5 separate regions of the Mus musculus genome follow, and all the other regions are linked to region 1. Evidence: chromatin loops called from intact Hi-C (ENCODE). Cell type or tissue: heart. All regions are shown on one strand. Region 1 overlaps Zbtb46 (zinc finger and BTB domain containing 46). Region 2 has its middle 9.0 kb from the start of Abhd16b. Region 3 holds the start of Uckl1 (uridine-cytidine kinase 1-like 1). Region 4 holds the start of Tpd52l2 (tumor protein D52-like 2). Region 5 overlaps Uckl1 (uridine-cytidine kinase 1-like 1).

The links. A loop is a pair of places that touch in the nucleus more often than their neighbours do. Peaks named below come from ENCODE experiments on the same cell type or tissue, not always from the same donor. Only the 100,000 strongest peaks of a DNase experiment are listed, where the experiment ranks them.
Region 2: a loop joins it to region 1, with 3 times the contacts of the local background. A loop is called at or near these places in 28 of 42 quality-filtered maps.
Region 3: it touches region 1 in a loop (2.5-fold over the local background); 6 of 42 quality-filtered maps call a loop at or near these places.
Region 4: a loop joins it to region 1, with 7 times the contacts of the local background. A loop is called at or near these places in 28 of 42 quality-filtered maps.
Region 5: it touches region 1 in a loop (2.6-fold over the local background); 10 of 42 quality-filtered maps call a loop at or near these places.

What each region holds. Positions count from the first base shown.
Region 1 is chr2:181,408,721-181,413,720 of GRCm38, forward strand. Zbtb46 (zinc finger and BTB domain containing 46) reads right to left here. Exons shown (of 4, transcript NM_027656.2): 2 at 2,976-3,260. Among named protein-coding and RNA genes, the nearest start is that of Zbtb46, 13 kb to the right of the region's middle. In heart, a CTCF peak has its summit at 2,538 (motif pointing right); a DNase peak (open chromatin) is centred at 2,531.
Region 2 is chr2:181,481,656-181,486,655 of GRCm38, forward strand. It overlaps a transcript of Zbtb46 not described here. Among named protein-coding and RNA genes, the nearest start is that of Abhd16b, 9.0 kb to the right of the region's middle. In heart, a CTCF peak has its summit at 2,211; DNase peaks (open chromatin) are centred at 2,076 and 2,966; H3K4me3 peaks cover 327 bases; H3K27ac peaks cover 1,728 bases.
Region 3 is chr2:181,579,066-181,584,065 of GRCm38, forward strand. It overlaps Uckl1 (uridine-cytidine kinase 1-like 1), which reads right to left and starts at 2,908. Exons shown (of 15, transcript NM_026765.3): 1 at 2,791-2,908. The coding sequence starts at 2,903. Zfp512b (zinc finger protein 512B) reads right to left here. Exons shown (of 17, transcript NM_001164597.1): 17 at 3,038-5,000. It overlaps Uckl1os (uridine-cytidine kinase 1-like 1, opposite strand), which reads left to right. Exons shown (of 3, transcript NR_027289.1): 2 at 1,378-1,563. In heart, CTCF peaks have their summits at 2,186 (motif pointing left) and 2,402; DNase peaks (open chromatin) are centred at 146, 2,096, 2,706, 3,536 and 1 weaker place; H3K4me3 peaks cover 2,451 bases; H3K27ac peaks cover 2,648 bases.
Region 4 is chr2:181,494,329-181,499,328 of GRCm38, forward strand. Abhd16b (abhydrolase domain containing 16B) reads left to right here. Exons shown (of 1, transcript NM_183181.2): 1 at 1-652. The coding sequence ends at 403. It overlaps Tpd52l2 (tumor protein D52-like 2), which reads left to right and starts at 2,814. Exons shown (of 9, transcript NM_001373959.1): 1 at 2,814-3,004. The coding sequence starts at 2,986. In heart, a CTCF peak has its summit at 2,215; DNase peaks (open chromatin) are centred at 2,133, 2,823 and 3,383; H3K4me3 peaks cover 2,026 bases; H3K27ac peaks cover 1,722 bases.
Region 5 is chr2:181,571,184-181,576,183 of GRCm38, forward strand. It overlaps Uckl1 (uridine-cytidine kinase 1-like 1), which reads right to left. Exons shown (of 15, transcript NM_026765.3): 2 at 3,664-3,854; 3 at 3,468-3,574; 4 at 3,186-3,356; 5 at 3,029-3,100; 6 at 2,032-2,221; 7 at 1,891-1,952; 8 at 1,287-1,303. Among named protein-coding and RNA genes, the nearest start is that of Uckl1os, 4.8 kb to the right of the region's middle. In heart, no CTCF peak of the experiment used is centred here; a DNase peak (open chromatin) is centred at 1,958.

The DNA.
Region 1 (5,000 bases):
AGATGACTTCGTAGACACATGGACCTCGATCATATTCTACTGACAGTCCTTGCTTCTGTCCTACCCAGGTGCGTGGAGCACGGCGGGCGGGCAGGTAGGCAGGCAGGCGGGCCACACCTGTGCACTTGGCTGATAGAAGGGGACATGGGGCACTGCCTTGTACACCACTGCATGGTGGTTTCTTGCTACAGTGAGACAAACCACACATTTTGGGAAACAAGAATTTATTTCTGGATATTTCCGCGTTTCATTCTAATGTAGCACAGAAGGAGGCAGAATTCACTTAGGGTTAGAAGATAATGTTTAAAATAACCTACTTGCTCTTTAGCATCTACCAGCCCAGCAGGTGTGTTTCCTGTACCACACATAGTCAAGGCTCAAACCCCAAATCCTGCCACTTTAAGAAAGAACAGGATCTCAGTATATAGCCTAGGTTAACTCAAACTCACTATCCTCCTGCCTCAGCCTCCTCGATGCTGGGAGTGCAGGTGATTACCTCTACCCAGAAAGATTCTGTCAACTTCTGCCCTATACATAGAAAATAAAAGGACAAATGTATATGAAAACATATTTAGGATATTAAAAACAAGGAATTTAAAACATCATTGAAATAACAAAATATCAAACCCAAAAGCTGATTCCACCTGTTAAGGACAGATCAAGAAAAACCTTGGCAATCTGCAGAAGTACTGGGTTCATATGCTAAGCCTCAAAGAAGGTCACAAGGACACCTTGCTGCCCTGTACCACCTCTAAGCCTTATGAAATACAAACTGAGAAGTACCTCATTCCAGAAGAGAGATTTAAGAAAGAAAATACACATTTATAGCCCCATCCCAGCCATCTACTACCCTGGCTTGGCTATAGCACTTTTTTTTTTTTTTTTTTTTGTCTTTTCGAGACAGGGTTTCTCTGTGTAGCCCTGGCTGTCCTGGAACTCACTTTGTAAACCAGGCTGGACTCAAACTCAGAAATCTGCCTGCCTCTGCCTCTCAAGTGCTGGGATTAAAGGCATGCGCCACCACCGCCCGGCTGGCTATAGCATTTCTTAAAGCAAGGAGGGCCTAGACCAGGGTCACTCAGACAGCAGGACAGGAAGGGTTTTCTGACGTCAGACCTAGAGACAGCAAAGATCCTGAAACAGAAAGTGAAGTCGGCTCTTAGGGCTGGCCACGCCCTCTGACTCTGTTTACTGCAGGTCCCCAGCAAAAACAGGCTAAAATTTCTTTTGAACAGAGCTCATGCCAAAGTGAAGCTACCGGATACAGAAATGATAGAAAACCTGCATTCCAAAATTATTCTCAAGGACAAACAGTATCTGGGGAACCAGGGAACCAAGGAACAAAAGTGGAGTTTTTACCACAGGCTCTCCTGAGCGGGGAGTTTACGGTACGTTGGACACACATGTCCCATGAGTATGTAGGAAGAGTGAGATTAATCCCGCCTCACCTCTACTGTTCCACATTACCCACAAAAGGTGCTGAATTTCAGAAATCCTCCGTTCATGTGAATTCCAGGGGCTCCAAATCCCCTGTAACCACCCCATGAGCTGTACCAATACTCTGGGACCTTGAGGGATCCAACAATCTCTACCCATAGATACAGTTTGTTCTTGAGACATCACCCACATTGACTTGTCCAAGACATGTTCAACACTCTCCCGTGCTATTTGTTTAATACATCATAACAGCTATGAACTGGCCCCGCCCCTGCTTCTCAGACATGGAAAGCAAGGCCTAAAAGTGTTTTCTGAAAGTATGCCTAATCCCAGCTGGCCTTCATGGTCACTTGATAGGGAACTTGGAAATAAAGAGAGCAGACATCATTTTCCACCTTTGGTCTTTATTTGCCATAAGTAATCTGCATAATTCCTCAAACCGATACAAAAGCCCAATCATATGTTAGTGCACATGGGAACAAAACTGTAAACATGCTCCAAAGAACCAGCATCAAAGGTGGCTGGAAACGGTCCTGTAATTCAGCGGTCCGGAGGATGACCAGTCACCATTATATATGTACTTAGGCTTCCTGGAATAGCATACCCCTCATGTTCCCCAGTGTGGGGTGTGTCTCTTCCTCCCCCACAGAGAGAAAAGTACCAAGTCATTTTCTCACTCATGCTGAGTACCAGACAAACAGGAAGTTCTGGGGCTAGATCGGTACCCAGGGTAGTCATACTACTCTCCCAGCATCACATAATTGGCTGCTATAGTCAGCATGTACTGTGACAAGGGGAGCAGCCTGTCTTATGGTTATGAGCTCTGCAGATGCTAATGCCTCCTGTCTCACAGGAAAAGGCAACTGGGGGGAGCCAGCTGCTAAATAGCAGCTGCTCTTCAGCTGCAGCATAGTCAGTCTGTGGTCTGTATTTCAGCTAGACACACTAAGGTCTTAAATGTAGCATTCAACTCCTTTTTAAAAACGCACATGTGACCAGCACTTTCTAGCAAGAACAAAGCAAGGTCCACACCCCTGGGTCAGTGGCTCTCTGCATGTCTCCCACACAAAACAAATCCCAGCACAAAGGCTGGGCACAGGGACCAGTAGAGGGAGCCAGTGCTTGTCCCTTGGACACAAAGGACTATCTCGCACCAGACCTGCCACTGGCTCAAAAGGAACTTGTGGTTTTAAGTTTACTAATTGTGTGAATTTGTAAGCTTGGTGGATTTTAGGTTTAGATGCTTCAAATTTGAGCACAAAACATTCCAACAAATGCTCACTGATCCCTCTCGCTGCCCAGTAACACATACTAACACCCTTCTTGTTCTGTTAAGCAAGTATGCTGGTCCCAGAAGACTCAAAGCCAATCTACTTTCTGAAAGACCTTGAGTTGGAAGGTGGCTGCAACCCGCAGCAATCTGCCTGACAGACAGGTTAGCTACAAGCCTCATCCTCAGTGACTCCAGGGTCTGAAGGGCTGAACTGAGGTGCTTAAACCAAAGGAAGACACAGTGACACACCAGAACTTGCACTTACGAGACAGTGAGTGGGCACCTTTGGGCAGGTACTCGAACAGAAGTGAGCCATCATCACCGAGCACGTCAGCCTTGAGTGACAGCAGACTGTTCTTACTCATGAGTGCAGCACGAAGATTGGCCACTGCAGTAGCCTGGTGTAGTGCTTCTTCCTTCTCTGGGGTGAGGGGTGGGCCCAAGTAGCTGGTTTCTCCTCCTAGTAGGCCCTCATCGATGTGAGCATAGAGCTCTGCTCTCTCGCCTCGGCTGTCCAAGCTGCTGGCCTCAGTGACCGTCAGGTCTACATCTAGGAACAGGGAGGTACACACAGGTCATTTGGGGAATGAAGACAGGAGAATAAGGGCAATAAACCGTCAGTCCAATCCAACCCTATGGACTGTGCACTTGCCCGGAGCAACATGAAGCCTTGTATACTGTGCTACTGATCCCACCTGCCCAGATCTATAACACGCCACACAGCACAGAAAAATGTACAGTCCAGTGGGAGCTTCACTCACAACCAAGGTAGAAGGGCTACGACTCCCAGTGGGGGCAGGGGGGACAAAGACCTGAGCCCAGGCCCAGCTCTGTGGCTACAGGATCTCTTCTTCTCAAATAGGGGGCATTCAACATGTACCAATAACCATTAGAGCTAAAACTATAAAACTCTTAGAAGAAAAAAACCTCAGGTTTGACGATGGGTTGTCAGACACCAGAAGCACTAGCAATAAAACATAAAAATTGGGCTTTATCACAATTAAAAACCTTGTGCCAGGTATGATGGCATATGCCTGTAGTTTCAAACACTTAGGAGGAAGAGGCAGGAGGACCAGAGAGTTCAAGGTCATTCATAACTACATGGTGAGTTTGAGACCAGCCTAGGATATATGAGGCTCTATCTCAAAAATAAAACAAAATACAAGATAAATAAATAGAAGCCGATATGCTTCGATGACAACCCACAGACTGGAAAGAAGATGTGCAGCTCACATAGTTACCTGTACATATGTGAGACAGGATCTCTGGTGTGCTGTGTTAGCCTCTAACTTTGCAGCCAAGGATGACCTTGAACTCCTGATCCTCCTCCCTTCACCTCCTAAGTCCCGGCACTGCAGGCATTGGCCACCACGCCTAGTTTACATGATGCTGGAAACTGAATCTAATTCCTATTAATACTAGAAAAGCACTCCACCGTTGCACCACATTCCATCCCAAAGTTATACAGCTATAAGACATATATCAAGACTTTAAAATATCTTATAATTCAATAATAAAGGTAAATAAAAACAACTAGCAGATCTGACTAGGCAGTTATCTAAAGACACAGAGGGCCAATAATCTCTCAAAATGACACTCAAACATCTTTGCCATCAGAGAAACGCAAATCAAAACTGTAGAAAGGGTCTGGGGCGATGGCCCAATGGGTTAAGAACACCTCCCATTAAAGCATGCAGCTCTGAGTTTGAATCCCTAGCCCTTAGATAAAAAGTCAGGCATGACTGTGGCAAGTGCTTGCCTAGCATACTCAAGGCCCTGAGTTCAATCCCCAGCACTGTGAGAAAAATGATTTCACACTTGTGAGAACAGCATCTACCAAACCAACAGAAAACAGCAAGGAGACACTGAGGAGACAGAGAACCTGGAGTCTCGGCATAACTGAGAACATGAATCATGCTGTGAAAGGTTGGCAGTTTCTCAAAAGTGAACTGCCCTAAGGCACTCTGGCTAGAACAGCTGTAGTGACCAACAAGGAAATCTGTTTTCCTTTATGTGAGAAAGTAAAGAGAGGGAAAATGTCACGTGTGACCTGAGCCCAGCCTGTTACTGAAGCCCACCCTTCTGCTGAAGGCTCCTGTCCTAATAAGAAGACAGCCCTGAGGCCACAGTGAGAAGTCCCCTGGAAGACAAGTGCTAATGACCCCCAGACCCTTTCCCCAGATGCACAGAATAGAAAGAAAACATTAGAAACAAAGAAAATATTAATGCTTCTGTGTGTTCACGGCCTCCTAGACCACGGCTGACATCCAAAAAGAAATGCTTAATAGCA
Region 2 (5,000 bases), 73 kb after region 1:
CCTCAACAATAAAAGAACTTCTGCCGGAATTACCATCCCTGACCTCAAGCTGTACTACAGAGCAATAATGATAAAAAACTGCATGGTATTGGTACAGTGACAGGCAGGGAGATCAATGGAATAGAATTGAAGACCTAGAAATGAACCCATGCACCTATGGTCACTTGATCTTTGACAAAGGAGCTAAAACCATCCAGTGGAGGGAAAAAACAGTATTTTCAACAAATGGTGCTGGTTCAACTGGTGGTTAGCATGTAGAAGGATGCAAATCAATCCATTCTAATCTCCTTGTACAAAGCTCAAGTCCAAATGAATCAAGGACCTTCACATAAAACCAGATACTCTGAAACTAATAGAAAAGAAAGTAGGGAGGAGCCTGGAACACATGGGCACAGGGGGAAATTTCCTGAATAGAACACCAATAGCTTATGCTCTAAGATCTAAAATTGACAAATGGGACCTCATAAAATTGCAAAACTTCTATAAGAATAGCCTCTTAACCTTTCAGCATTCAATGGAGGAGCTAGAGGAAGGACCCAAGGAACTGAAGGGGTTTGCAGCCCCATAGGAGGAACAACAATATGAACCAACCAGTACCTCCAGAGCTCCCAGGGACTAAACCACCAACCAAAGAGTACACATGAAGGGACCCACGACTCCAGCAGCATATGTAGCAGAGGATGGCCTTGTTGGAAATCAGTGTGAGGAGAGGCCCTTGGTCCTTTGAAGGTTCTATGCCCCAGTGTAGGGGAATGCCAGGGCCAGGAAGCAGGAGTGGGTGGGTTGGTGAGCAGGGGGAGGGGGGGATAGGGGGGTTTTGGAGGGGAAACCAGGAAAGGGGATAACATTTGAAATGTAAAAAAGAAAATATCTAATAAAAAAAGAAATTGTATTCTCAGTTATGAATTCATTCTTCTTCCAAATATTTTAAACCTAAGGTTAGTTAAATCAGACCAGTTCGCACAGAGAAAAGAAGGTCCATTACCTTTTTGAAATACAACGGCAGCTGGGAAGATGGCTCAATGATTGTGAGCACTGACTGCTCTTCCAGAGGTCCTGAGTTCAATTCCCAGCAACCACGCAGTGGCTCACAACCATCTGTAATGGGATCTGATGCCTTCTTCTGGTGTGTCTAGAGACAAGCTACAGTGTATTCATATACATAAAATAAATAATTCTTAAAAAGAAGAGGAGAAGAAGAGGAGGAGGAGGAGGAGGAGAAGGAGGAGGAGGAAAAGGAGAAGGAGAAGGAGAAGGAGAAGGAGGAGGAGGAGGAGGAGGAGGAGGAGGAGGAGGAGGAGGAGGAGGAGAAGGAGAAGGTGAAAGGGTGGTCAAGCCCTACCTTTAAAAAAGAGAGAGAAAGAAATACAACAAAGTCTGGAAAGTCGGGTACCTTTAGTGGCAGCTTCCTTTCAAGCTCTGTGCCCTGGTCTGCAAGTCTTGCCTATCTTTCTACCTCCATCCTAGGTCTCTACAACCCACTGGCCTTGTTCTCATACCTCCAAAATACCCAACTTCCCTCAACCTTGGGGCTCTCCAGGTCCATTCCCTGAAGATTAATTCCTATAGGCCGTCTCAGTTCCTGTTCTATGTAGTCTTGTTTTGGGTCAAACCCTCCCTTGGGCCTTTATCTGCTGGTATCCAGGTGCAGTAGTACATACCTGTAATCTCACTGAGGAAATAGAGCAGAAAGATTAGTAGTTCAAGGTCTTATTTGGCAACATATCAAGTTTGAGATAAGACCTGGGCTTCATGAAACCTGTCTCAATAATTAAAATATCAGCTGAATAAACTGTTCTCCAGACAGTGAAAGTGGAAGTAAAGAGGGCAGTAATAAGGTGGGGAGGGGCACGGGGGGGGGGATCATCACAATAAAGAGCTACCTTCATTTGCCCTGACGACGTCCATGGCAGAAACCCAGTTAGGCAGAAGAGGAAGCCCACCCTGGCATCTGACGCCTGTGTGAGAAACTCCTGCTGCCTGGCTGGCACTGTCCCCACCCAGGTCCACAAGGCCCTGCCTGGGACTTTCCAAGGGCTGAGCCAATGACCAAGAGTCTCTGCTAGCGCAGTCAGAGCACCCAGGCATTTCCTGAGAAGCCTCCCTTCCTTTGCTCTTCTTCCTTTCTACCTCCCACTCCGGGGGTTTCCTAAGGCCGAGACCTGCTATTTTCAGTTGAGAGAGAGGGACTACTATTTTGACCTACTGCTGCCCCTACTGGAACCTGAGAAAAATAAACTGGAGGTGGGATTAGGCCAGGGATGGCAGGCAAGCTCCCTTTTCCCTTAGTCCTCCTTCCCAGATACACCTGGGAAGTGTAAGGGGTTTGACACAGAGAGATGGGATGCCACTCACTTCCTGTATGCTCATTCTAGCACTTCAAAGGTTTCTTGAGGCCTTATGGGCAGCTGGAGAATCCGGACAGGCACATGCACCCTGTTTTGACCCAGCTCAGAACAGTTTCAAAGTGGTGAAATTAGACAACCTTGTGGTTTGTGCCTGGGGTGGTAAACATCAGAGCTTCTCCTCTGTCTTTTACCCTCTCTGCCTCACTGCCTGCCCTTCGTGGGTTCAGGGTAAAGACCCAAACATTTTCTTGGTCCACAAATCCTGTGTTGGACCAGGTGCCTCCTCTGATGTGTGTACGTGTGGGTGGCTCAACCCTGAAGTCCCAGATACAGAAGCCACAGGAACCAGGGTGGGGTTACCCTCCAGGCCAATTTCCTTCCCTCTCCTTTGTCCCTTCTGTCTGTTCTTTCTCTATTTTCCTACCCACGATAGGTAGGTTCCATAGAGGAGAGGAAGAGAGGAAACTAAGTAGAAGGCCTGTCTGTCTGGGTTTGCCCTGGGATTCTGGCCTTTACCATCCAGGTATGGTGAGCTTGACCTCACCTGGGTGTCTGGGTGGATGGGGTGGAGGGAGCTGTAGCCCTGGAGCAGCTGTCCTAGACTGGGGATAATGCTGAGAACAGAGAGTGCCTGGGGGATGGGACAGGTTTCAGGGTCCCCTGGGATCAGCTCCGGGACAGTTGCCATTTTTAATCTGTGCAAGTGACTTAGAAGAAGCCGCGAGGGCCATAACCTAGATCAGCTCAAAGCAAGCTGGATATGTGAGCCCCCTCCCCCAACAATGTGCCAGAGGGTGATAGAGGCCCTGGTCATAGTCTTTTCTCTATCATGTAGGACACAAATGTAGGTCTATGATGGCTCTGCCTAACCAAGGCCTGTCTTCATTTCAACAGACACTTGGCTTTGAGCTGGCTTTCTCCTTCCCCGAACCCCCATGCTCAGATGGCTATAAGGCCATATACTCCCCAGACTGGGGTCACCCTTGAGCTCACAGTCCTGAATGCTCACTTATCAGCAGAAGCCAGCTTTCAGTCTACCACTCAGGGAGGTTCGAGGTGCAAGTCCAAGGTAGGAGAGCACAAGGCCTGCATTTGAGCCAGGAAACACTCTGCCTCTGCCCACCCTACCTGGGTACAGAGTGGGTTCAGCTTCAGACCAGACTTCGTTCTGAGAGATCACCCTGAAGCATAGCTGTCTTACTTTTCAGTGAGTTTCTGGGTCAAGGAATGACTACAGAGCAGGTTGACTTCAATCCCCCTGCCAAGTCCCCACTTTCTAGCATTGGAGCTCTCTAGCGCGGCAGGCATAGTGAGAGGAAGGTGACAGGGCGCTGAGCAGGATCCTCAGGTCATGCCTCAGTTCTCCATGGGGTTGGCATGGACTACCCCTTCTGTAGCAACTTATAAAAGCTTCAGTACCCTCCAGTTTTCTCATGGTTCCTTTCAAGAAGCCAGGAAAAATGAGAATAGGCTTTGCATTGTGGGGATCTAGGCACCCCTCACCGAGTTGAGTCCCCTTGCAAGTCTCTTTTTGGAATCATCTTAGCTAAATTGTTTTCCAGCCTCTGTTATTGGTTTTTAGGTCCCCAGTGGCCAAATAGCTAAGTCAGTTTAGCCAGGCTGGCGACATTGCTCAGCAGATAAAGGTGCTCGCTTTAAACCCGAGTTTAATTCCTAGAATCCATGTGGTAGAAGAGAGAACTGACTCCTACAAATTGTCTTTTAACCTGCCCCCCAACACACACACACACACACACACACACACACAATCAATCAATCACTGAAAACAAACCAAAAAAGTGCAAAAGAAAAAAAATAAAAAAAGGCAGTGACCCACCTTTTATCCACCCTCAGCACAGCTTTATTCAAGACCCAGGGATCATGGCTTTAAGTCCAGACCATAGTTTCTATCTGATCACCAGGAAGGTACCCAGGTCCTTTACAGGGGAAGGATTCCCAATGGGTTTCTGACTGACAGAGCAGAATGGCTTTTGCTGCTGTTCTAGTCAGTGGTCGTAACAGTGGTCAGGAAATCTATACACACAGGATAGATACACAGTAAAAGCTCAGAGCTGCCCTAGGTGGTGTAGAGCTTCCAGATACAAGATCTCTTCCAGAGTAGGAAAGACTCACTGGTTGAAAAGGACTTTTGCAAAAGGGTTTAAACAAATCACATGGCATCTGAAAGCAAGGGTCCTTGGAAAACAATTTGCTTGTGCACGTTGCAGCCATTTTTGCAGAGGGGAAAGCTCTAGAAGTTGGTTGGGGACACCTGACACATTAGCAGGACACCCAAGACAGTAGCTTGCTGCTGCAGCAGTGAAGCCCATAACACACTGTCAAGAAAAGCAAGCTATAGTGTGTGTCAGATTTATTCCTGTACACAGAAATAACAAAATAAGAGGCTGTAGGTATGACTCGGGTGGTGGAATGCTTGCTTCCTGACCAGAGTTTGCTCCTCAATGCATAAACAGTATGAAGGTATGGATCTATAAGCTATAATCCCAGCACTTGGGAGGTAGAAGCAGGGTTATCAATTGTTCAAGGTTATCTTCAGCTACATAGCAAGATCTGGACCAATCTTGGATATATGAAATCCTTTCAAAAGAGAGAAGGAGTGGGGCAGGGTTTGTATGGATACAGGCTTGTAGA
Region 3 (5,000 bases), 170 kb after region 1:
AGCTGCTTGCACATTGACCTGGACTTGCTGGGAACCACTAGTACCTCTCCCCAAATTTTCTGGAAGAAACACAGTTCTGCCTCCCAATGCATACACAGCACGACAAGGAAATCTGAGGCCCCACCAGGCCAGGCGATCTGAATGTCAGTGCTGAGCTGGGTGCCCCTCCCCTGGCCCCAAGGTGCCTCCTACAAGGATAAACAAATCTGAAATTCTACCCTAGCACATCCAAGAATAACTGTTCCACCCCACCTCACACAGGCTCCAGTAAGCCCGATGGCCACCTTGGCCTCATCAGTCAGCAGGGGACACAGCAACCTCCCTGCCCACAGCATGGAAAGGGAAGATCCGGTCCCAGCCTCAGCTGAAATCCCTTTATTGACTTAAGATCTAATCAGAGAGGTTTTGCTGGCTTTGGGGTTCTCGTCAAGGGGTGGGCTGGCCTCATTGCAACCTCATCCTACCTGGCTGGCCTACAGCACTAAGTCTGGCAGGGCTCAGAGAAGGAAGCTTCCAAGTGGACTTCATGCATCTGAAAAGGAGCCACTCTGGGAGCCGCCTCGGAGGCAGCTCTTCTCACTACCTAGGTAACTTGTGGGTATGTCTACATCCCCAGACACCAGGAGCAGGAAGAGCCAATCTCTGTTTGCATGTGCATGTATGTGTTTATAGTTTGTCTGTCCCTCTGACTCTACCCTTAGATATGGTTGGCTGGATATGCCCTAGGATTGCTCTGGGAGGCTAATATTGTTCTGGGCAGGGGTGCAGAGTTAAGGAGTCCTAGGGAATCAGTTCTCTAAGTTTGGCTGGCTAAGCACAACAGAGGATCCTGACATGTTCCTTGGGTACCCCAGCAGGTCAGGATCAGTGGGTAGCAAAAAGGCCACAGGTCTGTGGGAAGCTAACATCGTGCTGGTCTTAGAAAGGGAAGGCTTTACTTAATTCCAGATTTGTTACTGCTTACAGAATAGACCTGTCCCACCTATTGATTCACTAGACTTGGCTCCAAAATACCACACCCTGACCCCAGAACTTCATCTTTACCTAAGATACACCAGGCTACCTGGCTACTACACTCCTTAACTTCCATCTTTGAGGTTTTCTTCTTTCAGGGCTCCATTTTAGGCCTCAGGGCTGTCTGAGGTAGGTGGTGCTGGAAGCTGCTGCTCAGTTTTCATTTTCCCCTGGCTATCCCTTAGGTAACAGCGCTGTCATCTATGGCTCAAAGCCACTCACCAGGGAGTTGCTGCAGACCTGTATGTATCCTTATACAGAGAAACAGAGAGAGGCTACTGAGGACCTAAGCCGGTGCCTCATGGATAAGGAAACTCCATGGAAGTTAGAGCTGCCCTGTAATTTGCATCCCCCATATCTTAGAAACCAGAATGAAAGGCCTACAGCAGAGACTGAAGAGAGGAAGGCTCATCACTTGGACCACCAAAGAAAGGTCTCAAGATCCCTCTGCTATGGTTAAATCTAGTCAAGCAACCCATCCCGGTGCTACTGTGGAATTCCTGCAAGAGGCAGAAGGCGGTTCAGAGTCATCAAAGCCATTTTTACAAGGTAGACATAGGACTGGGGGATTAAAGGCTTTCATGGCCTCACTTGCCAACCTGCCTCCCCCCCCCCCCCCCAAGGCTCTGGGTGAGTACCTATTAACTTCTCTCCACTCTCTAATCCCAAATCCATCTCCACTTTGCATATCGACATGAAAGCCAATGGCGGTGCTGGCTAAGGTCAGACAACTCCAAGGAAAAGGCCTCAGGGGCAGGCAGATAGGGAGCCAGGTGCTGGGAAAGGCAATAGGAGAAACCTCAAGCTGGGCTTTAGTCTACCAGCGACTCCCTCCCCTACTGCTGCCAGTGCCTGAGGCACCAGGGCAGTTTGTATCTTCTCAAGGTGTATCCCCAGGAACCTTCGGAGGAGGAATTTGGCCACGGCCTCACAAAGTCTGACTCCTGGTCAGAATGCCTGGAGTGTGTGAACTAGCTGGGATTCACCTCATCCACTGCCAGCACCTCACTTTCTAAAGGCGTCCGGGGTTACAGCTTCTCAGGCGGTGCACTGTGGCATGCAAAGCCGGAAGACATTTGGCCTTCAACTGACTCATACAGACCGGAAGAGGTGTCACGAGCAGTTTCCAAGCATGGTCACTGCCCCCTGGCGGCCACGACCTAGAGTTGCTACAAGTGATGATCAGGCCGAGTGAAGACAAGGACCCTTAAGTCTCCTACTTCCTACAAGGACCCTTATCTCCCCTTCCATTCTCCTGAAAGCCTCGAAAGTCTCAAAGGCCCCCAAACTCTCGGACAGGTGGCAATCACCACCCCATCTTACATTCACAAGCACCACTGGCCGCCAGGTGCAACTTTGCGCTCAATTTCGACGAACTCAGAAGGTCGAACACGCCTACCGCCCAGCTGGGGGCCCAGAGCCAAGTGCGCACCCACTAGGAACAGAGACCCACGCTAAAGATGTCAAACAGGTTTCCATTCTCAGTGCCTCCAAAAGCTGGAGCTTGGGCCAGTTCCGCCTTCCGTCCGCTGGGGCCCTCCAGGTCGTCTGCCACCTCCCTCTCCCTGGCAGGGGGTGGCTGACACATAGCCCAGGAGGCCCCAGGGCGCTGGAGAGCCGCCGAAACCTGTCCAGGATCCACAAGGCTGTAGAGATCAAGCTGCCCATCTATGGAGATGCCGGGAGCCGTCCCGGCTCTAGGAAGAGATGCAAGCCGTGCTCCGACCCCTCCCAAGAGACAAGCGCGGCCCCTGCCTTATTCAGGCCCGCGCCTACCGGTCCTCGCACGCCGTTTCATTCTGCTCGGCCTGGCGGCCAGGCACGTCTGGGGCCACAGCAGACTGCAGGGGCGAAGGGGCGGCGCTCATTGAGGCCGGCGGCGCAGCCATGGCGTCCCGAACCTGGCGGAGGCCGGGGAGGCGCACCGGGAGGCAGGCACGCTGCGGACTACAATCCCCACAAGGCCGTGCGGCAAGCCCCGAGAATGACCTTTGCCTCAACACAAACTCAGCCACACAAAATCCCTGGAAAAAAAAAATCAATAAACATTTATTTGATACAGTGACTTTAATACATAGTTGATGGCCCACCACCGCACCACTCCGGGCCAGGGGATGAGGATGAGGACAGATGACCACAAGGCGGGCAGGACCAAAGCTCACCTCAAAACATCTTGCAAATAAAACACTTTGTAGATAGAATATATATGCATGTATATCTATGGTTACAAGTGATAGCCAGAAATGCACTTGTGTAATGAGAACTGCATTATAACCAAACCAAGGAACCCAAAGTTTAGGAGGCGCTGCAGTCAGGTATGTGGGGTGACCTGGGAAACCAGGTCTCCAGGGCAAGGGACCTGGGTTTCACCCAACAGGGGAACAGCTCTCCCTTCAGAACCACCATAGGGACAGGAAGATCCCAAAGCCTCCAGGAGGCACCATCATCTGCCTGTGCAGGAACATAAAGTGCACCCTGGTTCTGCATGAAATGTCTGCCCTTGGCACTTCTGTTTTTTTAGGGCAGGGCAAGCGCTGAGCCAGAGGTAGATCTGTAGAGACCCTGACTTTTGCATTTTGCCAAGGACCCAGGGTTGGTTTGGCCCTCTAAGTCTATGCCCACCCACCTTCTGTAGCTCTGCCATGATGGTCCCTCTTACTGAGGATCTGTGTAGGCTGGTGGTTACCTTTGGGCCATAGTAGGGAGGTGGGCAGACCGATGAGCCCTGCCACCATGGAAGAGCTTTACAGTCTAGTTTGCCACTACTTACCAGTCACCACAGGCTGGTACCTATCCAACTGCAGCTTTTGACAGCTGCCCCAAAACTGACCTCAAAGACTGAGTTAAAGTGCTAACATCAAGTTACCCAGAACAGTCCCATAGCAAGGCTGTATATGGGCTTTCTGGTTCGTCCTGGAAAACTCAGCCCCCAGCAAACCCAGGTCCTACTTCTCCCTACAAGTGCCAAGTACCTGAGAGGCTAGGGTGGATGGTCACACCCCACAGAGGTGTTGTGAAAAGTGCACTTTGGCCCCCTTCCCTTCCACAGTTGCACACAACCACTCCAAAGCCCCAGCCTACCCTTTGACACTGGATCATACCCACCTCTGTAGCCACCTCTGACCACATCAAAGTGTGTAGGAATTGGAGAGTCCATTCAACACCTACAACACACCAGGCCATGGTTACCTTGCCCAGAGTCAGAGCCTTTCTAAATACATGTGTACAAGGACCTCACCCCAAATCTCCCTGGAGCTGGCCTTCTTGGAAACGCTCCCTGCTGAGGCTGGGGGCAGGTGCTAGTCAGTACCACAGCAATACCTTCGGCACCAGGAAACCCTTAGCACCATGACATTAAGATTGTTGAGTTTTGTATAAAAAAAACCCAGAATTAAAAAAAAAAAAAAGAAAAAAAAAAGGTTGCTACTTGTCACAGCAACAAGACTGGCATCAACAACATCCAGGAGACACACAGAGGCAAATATCAAAATTCACATCATCCAGGATCAGAAGCAGAGACCTCAGTCCACCCCTACCAACACTATAAAAAGCTCGTTCCAACCCCCTCCAGCCTTCTCCTGGTGTGGCTCACAGCAGGGTTGGGAGATGGGGATAGGGTTAGAAGGTAGAACCAGGAAGGAGGCCAGATGTCTCTTCCTGGCCTTGTCCAACCTGCAGACCCTGTTAGCCTCAGGGCCCCTTAAAGAAAGGGGTGAGGCCCAGCCTAGAGTTGCTACACTGGCTGAGACCCCATCTTTCACTATCCTTCCATTTCTATATCAAATGACTGACTGCCACTAGATCCCAAGGGCAGATAAAATAAAAGGGAAAAAGAGGCCTTCCACAGAACTTGGCTTATAGGCCCACCTAGCATAGCAGACATTTGCAGTCTCTCCTAAGTACTACTCCTGAGCTAGGCTCCTTCTGGCCAGCCTCTGCTTCACATGGCTGTGGCCCCAGGGAGGCACCCCAAAGGGCGATAACCA
Region 4 (5,000 bases), 86 kb after region 1:
GGGGGATGTGGAAGGTAACCGTGGCAATGAGCTGCTGTTGCGCCTTCTACAGCACAGATATCCCTCTGTGATGGCTCGCGAGGGCCGCACCGTGGTAACCCGCTGGCTACGTGCCAGCAACTTGGCTCAAGAAACTGCATTATATGCACGCTACCGCGTTGATGATGAGTGGTGCTTAGCAACACTTCGTTCTTATCGTGAGAGATGCCAGAAGGAGCTGGACGATGCCGAGGCCTGGGGGCCACACGGACTTTCCTTTCCTTGGTTCGTGGGCCAAGGTCTGAGTGCCCGGCGGCGCCGGCAGCTTGCACTGTTCTTGGCACGCAGGCACCTTAAGAACCTGGAGGCAACTCACTGCAGTCCACTGGAGCCTGAGGACTTCCAATTGCCCTGGAGACTATAGCCACTGTTACTGTGACTCATGCATTTGGGCATCTGTACACGTTCTAGCTCCCCCCAACTGTTCCTCTCCTTACATCTATACAGAAAAGCTGGCCGTGCTGGGGATCTTGGTGTCTGGGAGAGTAGGCAGTATATCTTCCTTCACTTTCTTTCTGTTCTTTCCTGCTTCCATCCTTTCTCTTCCTTGCAAACATCTGAATGTCTGTGCCTAATTCTTAAAAGCAATGTAAAGATGAACCTGATCCAATTTATGGTAATGTGTGGTATTTGATCAAGGGAGGCTGTGGAGTCACAGGAAAGTGCCTTTCACATTGGCTTGGGCTACAGGGTAGCTCCTGAGAAGAGAACACTAACGAAAGATTCAAGTAGTTCCCAGTGAAAGGAGACTCCTGGCACTACAGGGTCTCATTGCTAGCAGGTCTCAGCAGATGCTGCTGTGCGGTACCCCCTTCTCATTTCTGTATTCTATGGAGGGGAGATTTACAGAGGGACTGCAGACCTATATTAACAGGGCACAGAGTGGCGTGAGTCCTAGAGATCCTGAATCGTTACCAGATGTTAATGTTACCCACTTGTTACTGGGTGTCATCTTGGGCCAGACCTAAGCTAGGTCTGGGTCTTGTTCATGGCTCAAGAATGCAAAATGAATGTCAGATGTTCAGCTTTCCACTGTCTGTACTGTGGTCACTCACTACATGAAGAAGGGACTAATGCTCTTGTGGTTTCCAGCCCTGTGGGCAGGGGCTGACCAGGCTGGGTTAAGCAAAATGGTAAATGGAGAAGATATATTAGTGGACAGCCTTGAACAGGATACTGTCACATTCAATGAAGCACCTAGTCCTGTGCAAGAAGACACGTGCAGGGAGAAGAGCCAGAGAAGGAACAGGTAGTGGGAAGCATCTAGGAACTAGTACTCACTGGGGCCTAGCTGGAGAGGGAAATTCAACCTTTTTTATGTATATGAGTACACTGTAGCTGTCTTCAGACACTCCAAAAGAGGGCATCAGATCCCATTACAGATGGTTGTAAGCCACCAAGTGATTGCTGGGAATTGGACTCAGGAAGAGTGGTCAATGCTCTTAACTACTGAGCCATCTAACCAGCCCTGAAAATTCAATCTTGTAGGTGGGACAATTCTGAAAGAGGGGGAATATTGTTTTAAGGATTTTTTTTCTTCTGAAAAATATTAAGGGCCAAAAGAAATTGGAAGGCTTGCTTTTAGCAGAGAGTTGCCCAATGGTCACGACTTCCTCATTTGGAATGGGGCGGGGGGGCACTCTTGTTCTCCTGTCAGTGTTGACACACTAAAACCATAAGAACCTCAAAGCTCGGGGCTGGTGAGATGGCTCAGTGGGTAAGAGCACCCGACTGCTCTTCCGAAGGTCAGGAGTTCAAATCCCAGCAACCACATGGTGGCTCACAACCATCTGATCACGAGATCTGACGCCCTCTTCTGGCGTGTCTGAAGACAGCTACAGTGTACTTACATATAATAAATAAATAAATCAAAAAAAAAAAAAAGAACCTCAAAGCTCTGGAGTGATCTTTGGAAATTTACTTTAGCCTCAGTTTGCTCATCTGTAAACTGGGAGGGGGCGCCAGTGCTGGCTCACCTGATGCTGTGAAAAGAAAGTGAGAAAATACCGGAGTGCTTACACTGGGCTGGGCTTCAGTTATTTGGAGGGTCCAACAGGTCCCTGAGGTGTTCAGTGCTGTGTGAACTCTTCCAGTACCAGAATACAAGCCGCCCAGCAGCCCCCAAACAGCTGGCCTACTAGTGTGGGAATCCAGCTGGAGACAGCGGCACCTGCAGGGCAAGAAGACGAATCGCGCTCTCTACACTTTTAGTGCACTCCCTAGACAATAAAAAGTCTCCATAAAGAGGTTGCAAAAGCAAGTTAATTGGTACAATGTTTGCCCAGTATGCATTAAGCTCTGAATTCTCGATCCCCAATACGGTATAAATCAGCTGTGATGGTTTGCTCCTGTAATTCTAGCTCTAGGTAGGTGGACGCAGGAAGATCACAGTAAATTCAAGGTCGTCCTTTGCTGCAAGCAACCTGACTCAAAAACCAAAAGAATTTACAGGGGGTGGGGAGAGGTTGACAGGGGACTGGGGAGTACATAGGCCTGAGTTTGACCTGTCGAGGTGCAAAGTCAGAAGTCTTGTGGGCAGCCGAGGTTAAAGGTGGGAAGTCGGCGAACTGCAACACAATCCGAACCACCCATGCCTCGAGCTTCAGCTGTTCTGCCCTTTTTCACCCTAGAATCTTACTGTGGAACCAGACTAGAAGCATTGCTTCCTGCTTCGCTGCAGTCTGACCTATCAAATTGAAAGATTTGTCTTAGGTGGGGCCAGAAGACGTTCTTATTGGACACTACTTCACCGAGGGCGGGAAGAAGGCGGAGTACGAACCCGAGCGGAAGGAAGGCGGCGCGTCGCTGATTACGTAAGCGACTGCGGCCCTACAGTTCCACTGGCTCGTGTGTACGAAGCTGCCAGCTTGCAGTCCTCGGGGCTGGGCTCCTGTAGGACCTGCGATCCCAGCACCGACGCCAGCTACACCCAGCTGCCGCCTGAACATGGACTCTGCTAGCCAAGGTACCCGCACCGTGGATGGGCAGGGGCTGTGCCGCATTCCCGCCCTCCGAGTCGCGACTCGGCCCCCCCTCAGCCTCTGCCAAACCAATCCGCTGTTTCTCTTCGGCCAAGAGGCCCTTGACCTCAAGGCTCCCGATGGTCTTGCTGTGTGTGCCCTGGCGCCTCGGCCTCCCTTCGGAGCACTGCGAAGCGGCGTTCCTCGGCTCCCTCTCAGTTCCTAGAGTTTCATAACTCCAGACATTTCTCCTTAATGCGCTTCACCCTCTGTCCTCTCGCTGGCTCTGCAGCTCTTTATCTTTCGTTGGGCCGTAGGGGATACCACATCTGGTGCTAGGCTCCTGCGGAGACGTTGTGGGCGGCTCCCTACGGGGAAGGGGCGGTGCAACTATCCTTGTGTTTGGAGCAGCGCCTCTTGGGTGGTAACGCCACTGTAGCCTACTTAGAGATTCTCAAGGGAGAAGGGTTGAGTGAGTCAGGGGCACACCCAGAACACCAGATCTGTTGCCAAAACAGACACCTGAGGCCAGTAAGGAGTTGCTACGGAGAAGTGTGGTTCAGGCTCAGGAGATTAAAATCTTGAGAAGGTGGTACACTGGGGATGCTTACTTAACTACACTGGCTAAATTAAAAAAAAACCTTTCTACTGTTTGGCTTGCACTAACACATTACCTAAGCATTAGAATTTTGGGTTTTTATACATTCTGGATTTTTTTTTCTACTGTGAAGGGAATTTGCAAATTCAGAAGGCTATCTACTGTTTTATTTTCATCTTTAAGTAGTAGATTCTGGTCCCTGGAATGACACTGCTAAGGATGTGACTCAGTCATTGTTGTGTGACAAAATGTTTCCTGGGAAGCCAGGTGTGGTGGCACACGCCTTTAATCCCAGCACTTGGGAGGCAGAGACAGGCAGATTTTTGAGTTGGAGACCAGCCTGGTCTACAAAGTGAGTTCCAGGACAGCCAAGACTATACAGAGAAACCCTGTCTCGAAAAACAAAAACAACCCCCCCCCCAAAAAAAAAAACCTTTCCTGGAAGATGCATCACACATCTATCTACTCATCCCAGCTAGGGAACTCAGAACAGACCAAAGGTACAGATACCACCAAAGTCTACTTTAGTGAAGTAATGTGCATTATTAGGGTTATTTACAGGGATATGGGCAAGGGGTTACTTACAGGAGCAGAAATGACCCAAAGATGGTCGCAACAGCAAATTCCACCCCAACCTGGGTGATAGTTCACAAAGCTGAGAACCTTGAACACAATACACAGCCTGCAGGCAGCTCAACAGGTTGGAAAGTGTCCTTTCGAGGAGCCTCAGTTATAAAGAGGTTTACCTCTTCCAAGCAATTGGCCTGGTATCTGCTTCTTCTGGGCAGCTGCTCTGGTCTCAAAACTCGGCTTTGAAACCTTTCTCTTCTGAGTCATCTTTGCAGCTCAGTTTCAAGCTGTGAGGGACTCTCAGCTTTTATTGTTGACTCTGACTGGGAGGGACAACGTGATTCTAGTTAGTTTTGGGGATTTCCTGAAGCTATTTTGAGTTGTTTACCTTTCTGCGTAAAGGTTTCCCTGCTGGATGGAATGTTTCAATCTCAGAGGAAACTATTACACAGCAGTGTTGGGAAAGGTCTTTCCCAATTATGTATGAGGTTGTGTTCTAGCCTGGCATCACAAAAAAAAGGAAAGGAGAACGAGGGAGAGGATGAATTTGAAGCCACTGGCATCATCACCAAGTATTAAAGATAGCTTATTTTCCAGCCAGGTTCACATAAAATTTGGTTATTCTGAGTACTGGTTAGTTTTTATGTCAACTTGACACAAATTAGAGTTATGTAGGAAAAAAAATTGAAATTAATTTTTTGTTTTTCCAGATAGGGTTTCTTTGTATATCCTTTGTTGTCCTGGAACTAGCTCTGTAGACCAGGCTAGCCTGGAACTTACAGAGATCCACCTGCCTCTGCCTTCCAGGTGCTGGATTAAAAGTGTGCGCCATC
Region 5 (5,000 bases), 160 kb after region 1:
TGCAGGGTGCAGGGCAGCACACCGTGCAGCACAACCATAGCTTGCTCTGCTCACATATCCCAACGCAGCTTCCTCTGTTCGCCAGGTGAAGAGCGTGTTCAGGGAGGGGACAAGGCAGGAAACAGGTTTACAAAGTGGAAAAGAACAGAGAGAAAAACACTTAGTGGGGAGAGCAGCCAAGTCCCTACAGAAGGTGCCCTGTGGCTACCAACTGGCTAAAGACTTGAGGCAGGAGGCTGGAAGCAGTCTTGGCACTGACAGCCTTGGCGCCTGAGGGTGGAGCACTACCCACACCCAGCTGCTTTTCCCTCCTGCTCACCAGTAGCTTCCTGGAGTTGAAGGAGACTGAGGTGGGCCACTCACTAGTCACCACTTCCTTGGCTGGCCAGAAAATGGAAAGTGGAGCTGGCCATGTCTAGAAAATTTTCTCAGAATTGAGGCTTTAAAAGAGCCCTGGCACAGGTCTGTGGTACCCTGATCTTGGTGAGGTCAAGTGGAGACTCATGCAAGGACAGGAAGCAGGGCTATGAAGATGACCCTGGAGGCATTTTCAACACTGGCTCAGAACTCCTGGGTTATCCAGTAGAATTGTGAGGGCTTCCACAGTGGCTCCAATAGATCTTCCAAACTCTGAGGAAAGCCTGGGAGAAGGGTAGGAACTTGGTGCTGCCTATAGCTCCTGCCCAGACCTTGATCAGCAAGATAGTGGTACAGCTCAGTCTATCCCTTCTTCTTTCTGCCGCATTGCCAGCATTACTTCTGCCTGAGGTGTGCTGTCGGTTGAAGACTAAGCTAGGACAGGGCAGGGCCTGGGTAGGCAGGGTGGAGAAGGCAGAGCCAAACCTTCACTCCCCACCTCTCAGAGTCAACTGAGCCTATGACCCATGGGATGGTTCAGCTTAAGATACAGCAGCCTAGATGCGGACACAGGCCTTATGATTGTAGGAACATATCAATGTGGTCCCTGCCTAGGAACATGCATGCTGGTGCTGGCCCAGGAGGACTGCTGTGCTCTCTGTGGCTGGAGCCCAAGATAGGCTGTATGGGGAAGGACCCTCCATGAACATCTGGCTAGCACAAGTAATGCATAAGCCTGGGAAATTCTTTAATGTCTTTGTACCTTGGAGTTCGTATTTGCCACCAAGGGGAGCAGCAGCAGGCCTGAGCTACTCTACCCCGGGTGTTGGTAAAGACTGCCTGCCTGCTTGGCTAGGTGACCGCTGGCCCGGAGCTCTATGTAGATGTTGGAAATGCCTCCATCTGTGCAGACTGTTGTGGAGTCTTACCTGACGCTGAGTTCGCGCTGTGGCAGCAACACAGGGAGACATAAGGGAATGGGTGACGTATCAGTGACCAAGCCAAGCAGCCAGGCTACCCCCACCCCCAGTGATGGACACTCCTCAGCCCCATGTGGAGATGGCTCAGGGTCTGCAAACTGCAAGAGGAGGCAAGCTTCTAAGGACCTCAAACGTGGGGGGTCAGGTGACCTGGGACCTGTGAGTCTGGGCCTGTAGTAGTAGTGACCCCAGAACCCAGCCATAAACCATATAATGTGGGACCTATAGTGTGAAAATGTCCCTTGTACAGTGACCCACTCGGAAAGAGAAGACATAGGACTCAGTGCTGAAACCCATAATCCTAGACCAATGGATAGTGGGTCACCCTTGTTACTACCATGGGGTCGGGAGGGACAGGAGTGTAGCCTTCCAAGCATGGCCGAGTCCCCTTGCCTATTGCAGAGGGCTGGGCCAGATAATAAGCTTAGGGAGCAGGCTCAGGACACTTGAGTGCCAGTACCTGCAGCGGACAGAGAACGTGTGGGGGTAGGGTAAGCAAGCTTCTATTGGGAGACAACAGACAGGGACTTTGAGTGCTACCTGGCTAACTAACCTCTTCCAGCTGGCTGTGAACATGCTGCACAATCAGGTCAATGGCTACTGTGTTCCCGCTCCCTGGAGGGGGAAAAGATAACTCAGAAGCCTGGAGGCCCTTCTGCCCCACTGGCAGGAAAACAAGGGCTGGCAGGCTTACCTCTGGGCACCACAATATCTGCCAGCCGCATGGTAGGCTGGATATACTGATCAAATGCAGGTTTGACAAACTTGTTGTACTGCTTAATGACACCCTCAATGTCCCGGCCTCGTTCGCTGATGTCCCTGCGCAGACGCCGAACCAGTCGGATATCAGAGTCCGTGTCCACAAAGATCTTCATGTCCAGGAGCTGGATGTGGGACGAGAAGCCAGTGCACAGGACTGAGGCAGGCACCAGGGGCACTATCAGACAGAAGCCAGGATCGATACAGCCAAAGTGGCAACATGGTCAGCTCATGGGCTATGGGCCATGATCCTTGGGGCTAGCTCCCCCACAAGGCATCCATTGGTTTAATTGTCAGTGCATGTAGGATGCATTCTAGGAAGTGTTCATTGGGATGCATGTGTAGTTATGGACTACTACTAGTCAGGGGCACAACTGACAAGTCAGGCAGGGATGGTACTTGGCAGTGTGATGTACGTATGACTTCACTTGTTATATCTCCCATGAACACTGGGGGAGTGGGGCTTTGTGAGCTCTGGGTATGGCCTCCTGCAGTCAGCATGGGATAGGTGGTCCTGAGGAGCCAACTAGAGACTGGAGCTGCCACATGGAGATGGTAAGAGTCCTCTTGGCCAGAGTCACATTCAAGTATATCCTGGAGGTCTTGCAGCAAAGTCCCTTAAACTCACTGGCTTTAAGTCCTTGTTTGTTCTTTAGCAAGGAAAAATATCAAGAGCAAGGGAGACAGAAGTACAGCTCCCTCCCCGAAGGTAGGAGAGGAAACCACTGTCCGCAGACGCCACACCCACTGTAGTAGTCAGCTAATGGCAAAGAACGGCTGTAAATGCCTAGGATACACCAGGTGGGGCGCATCCAGAACTGCCCAATAGGGAGAAATCTCAAATCATAGAGGCTGTGAGGATGGGGCGGCGTATTACTAAGAGAGTATTTATGGGGATGCCTGTGGAGTGGGTGCTCCCGGCAAGCTCTCACCTCCAGCAGTGTCTTATCAGCAAAGGCCATGATACCCTCAAAGATGATGACATTCGCACCATACAGGGTTTTCTGAAAAGGAACCCAGAGAGTTTTAATGTCCAGCTCAGACCCCTGCAACCTCTCCCATAGGTAGGCCCCCACACCATGGGCCTACCCAGTCCTTTTTCCGGCTATGGGTAGTGAAATCATAGATGGGCACTTGGACACTCCTGCCCTGTTTTAGCTTCTTAAGGGTGGAAATGATGAGATCGAAGTCAAAGGCATCAGGGTGGTCAAAGTTGAAATTGTTACAGGCAGCCTGTTCCTGCTGCTGCTGCGTCAGAACCTGGGGGTGGAGGGGCATGATGAAGCCTGCTGCTGACCACAGGCCTACATTTGTAGAGGCAAAGCAGTCACAGAGAGAAGATGCTCTGGGGGTAGATGAGCAGGGCCTCACCTTATAGAAGGAGTCCATGGACAACAGGACCACCCAGGGCACATCTAGTGCCTCAATGATCATTCTGGCCACAGTGGTCTTCCCAGATGCACTGCCACCTCCTAAGCCTGTGGAGTGAAAGGGTACCTTGCAAACTGTTGCAGCTGGGCTGGCCATGCAGACAGATCCCCAAGGTGCCTTCCCATACCACTCTCACCAATAGCAAAGGCCTCCTTGGACTGTGTACCATGTTCATTGTACCATGGTGGCCGCCCAGCTGTGTAGATGGTACGTTTGCTTGTGCGAAGCAGGGGTGGTTCTGACTTGCACTGGCTGGTGGTGCGCTTCCGGGGTGAGCGCCCAGTACCCACTGGTGGGAGAAGTCTGTCCAAGGTCCCTGCATTGCTGCTGTAAAGAGGAATGTGCTTAGCCTCAGTCAACAGTTTTCAACCTCTCTGGTCAGACCAAAGTGGGACAGGCACAATATAGGCTCAACTGGGGAGAGTGTGTCCAAGAAACCTGCCTTTACCTGTTCCATAGGGTTAACTGGGGCACAAGATCTCAGGCTGTTCACACAGCAAGAACAAGGGACAGCAATTAATGGCAAGATGGCAGGAGGACACAGGAGGATATGCATGATCTCAGAGCCACAATCCTACCCATGTGGACTGTGGTGGGTAGGGCCTCATTATTCAAGAAAAAGGAGGATCTAAGGACTGTGCCTCTCTCCCCAGCACAGCACACTCCTTAGGTAGTCCAGCCACCGCTGCCCTACCCCTGGTTGCCCCAGGAGGTGAAAGTGCAGTATACTGGCCACATGCCAGTAGAAAGATGTATGTTTTGGGGGACTCTCTGGCTTGATACCCTGTCAAGCAATGTAAGATAGAAAGCAATAAGGGGCCAGGCAGTGGTGGCGCATGCCTTTAATCCCAGTACTTGGGAGGCAGAGGTAGGCAGATTTCTGAGTTCAAGGCCAGCCTGGTCTACAGAGTGAGTTCCAGGACAGCCAGGGCTACACAGAGAAACACTGTCTGGAAAAAAAAAAAAAAAAAAGGCAATAAGGAAGGCTGGAATCCTATGAAGAATTTACTTCTTCTCAGTATGACCCCTTCTGTCTTGGCAATGTGTGTATGTGCACATATACATGTGCATGTGGTAGTGGTTTAAGATCATGACATGAAACCAACAGAGGGTGTAAGAGGGAAATTTAACCCAAGAAGGTAAAATCAGATCTGTACCTGTGCACACTTACAGCCTACCACTCATGCTAGTGGGCACTCAGAACCATGCTGACATTTCAGTGGGTCTGTATCCCTAAAGGGGTGCCATTTCTGGCCATAGTCTTCAAATCTGAGAATGAGCAACTTCTACTGAAGTTCAATGCTCTGTGTCATCTTCCTATTACCTGCTGTTTGTCTGAGGTACACCCTGATGCAAAAGTGCTAAGAGAACGAGACATATGTTTAACAGAGGCAATTTCTGAAAGAAAACTGCCTGAAAAGAAGCCTGGGCAGATCACATCATCCTAGTCTCAGCTTTCAAACTTCTCAAGAA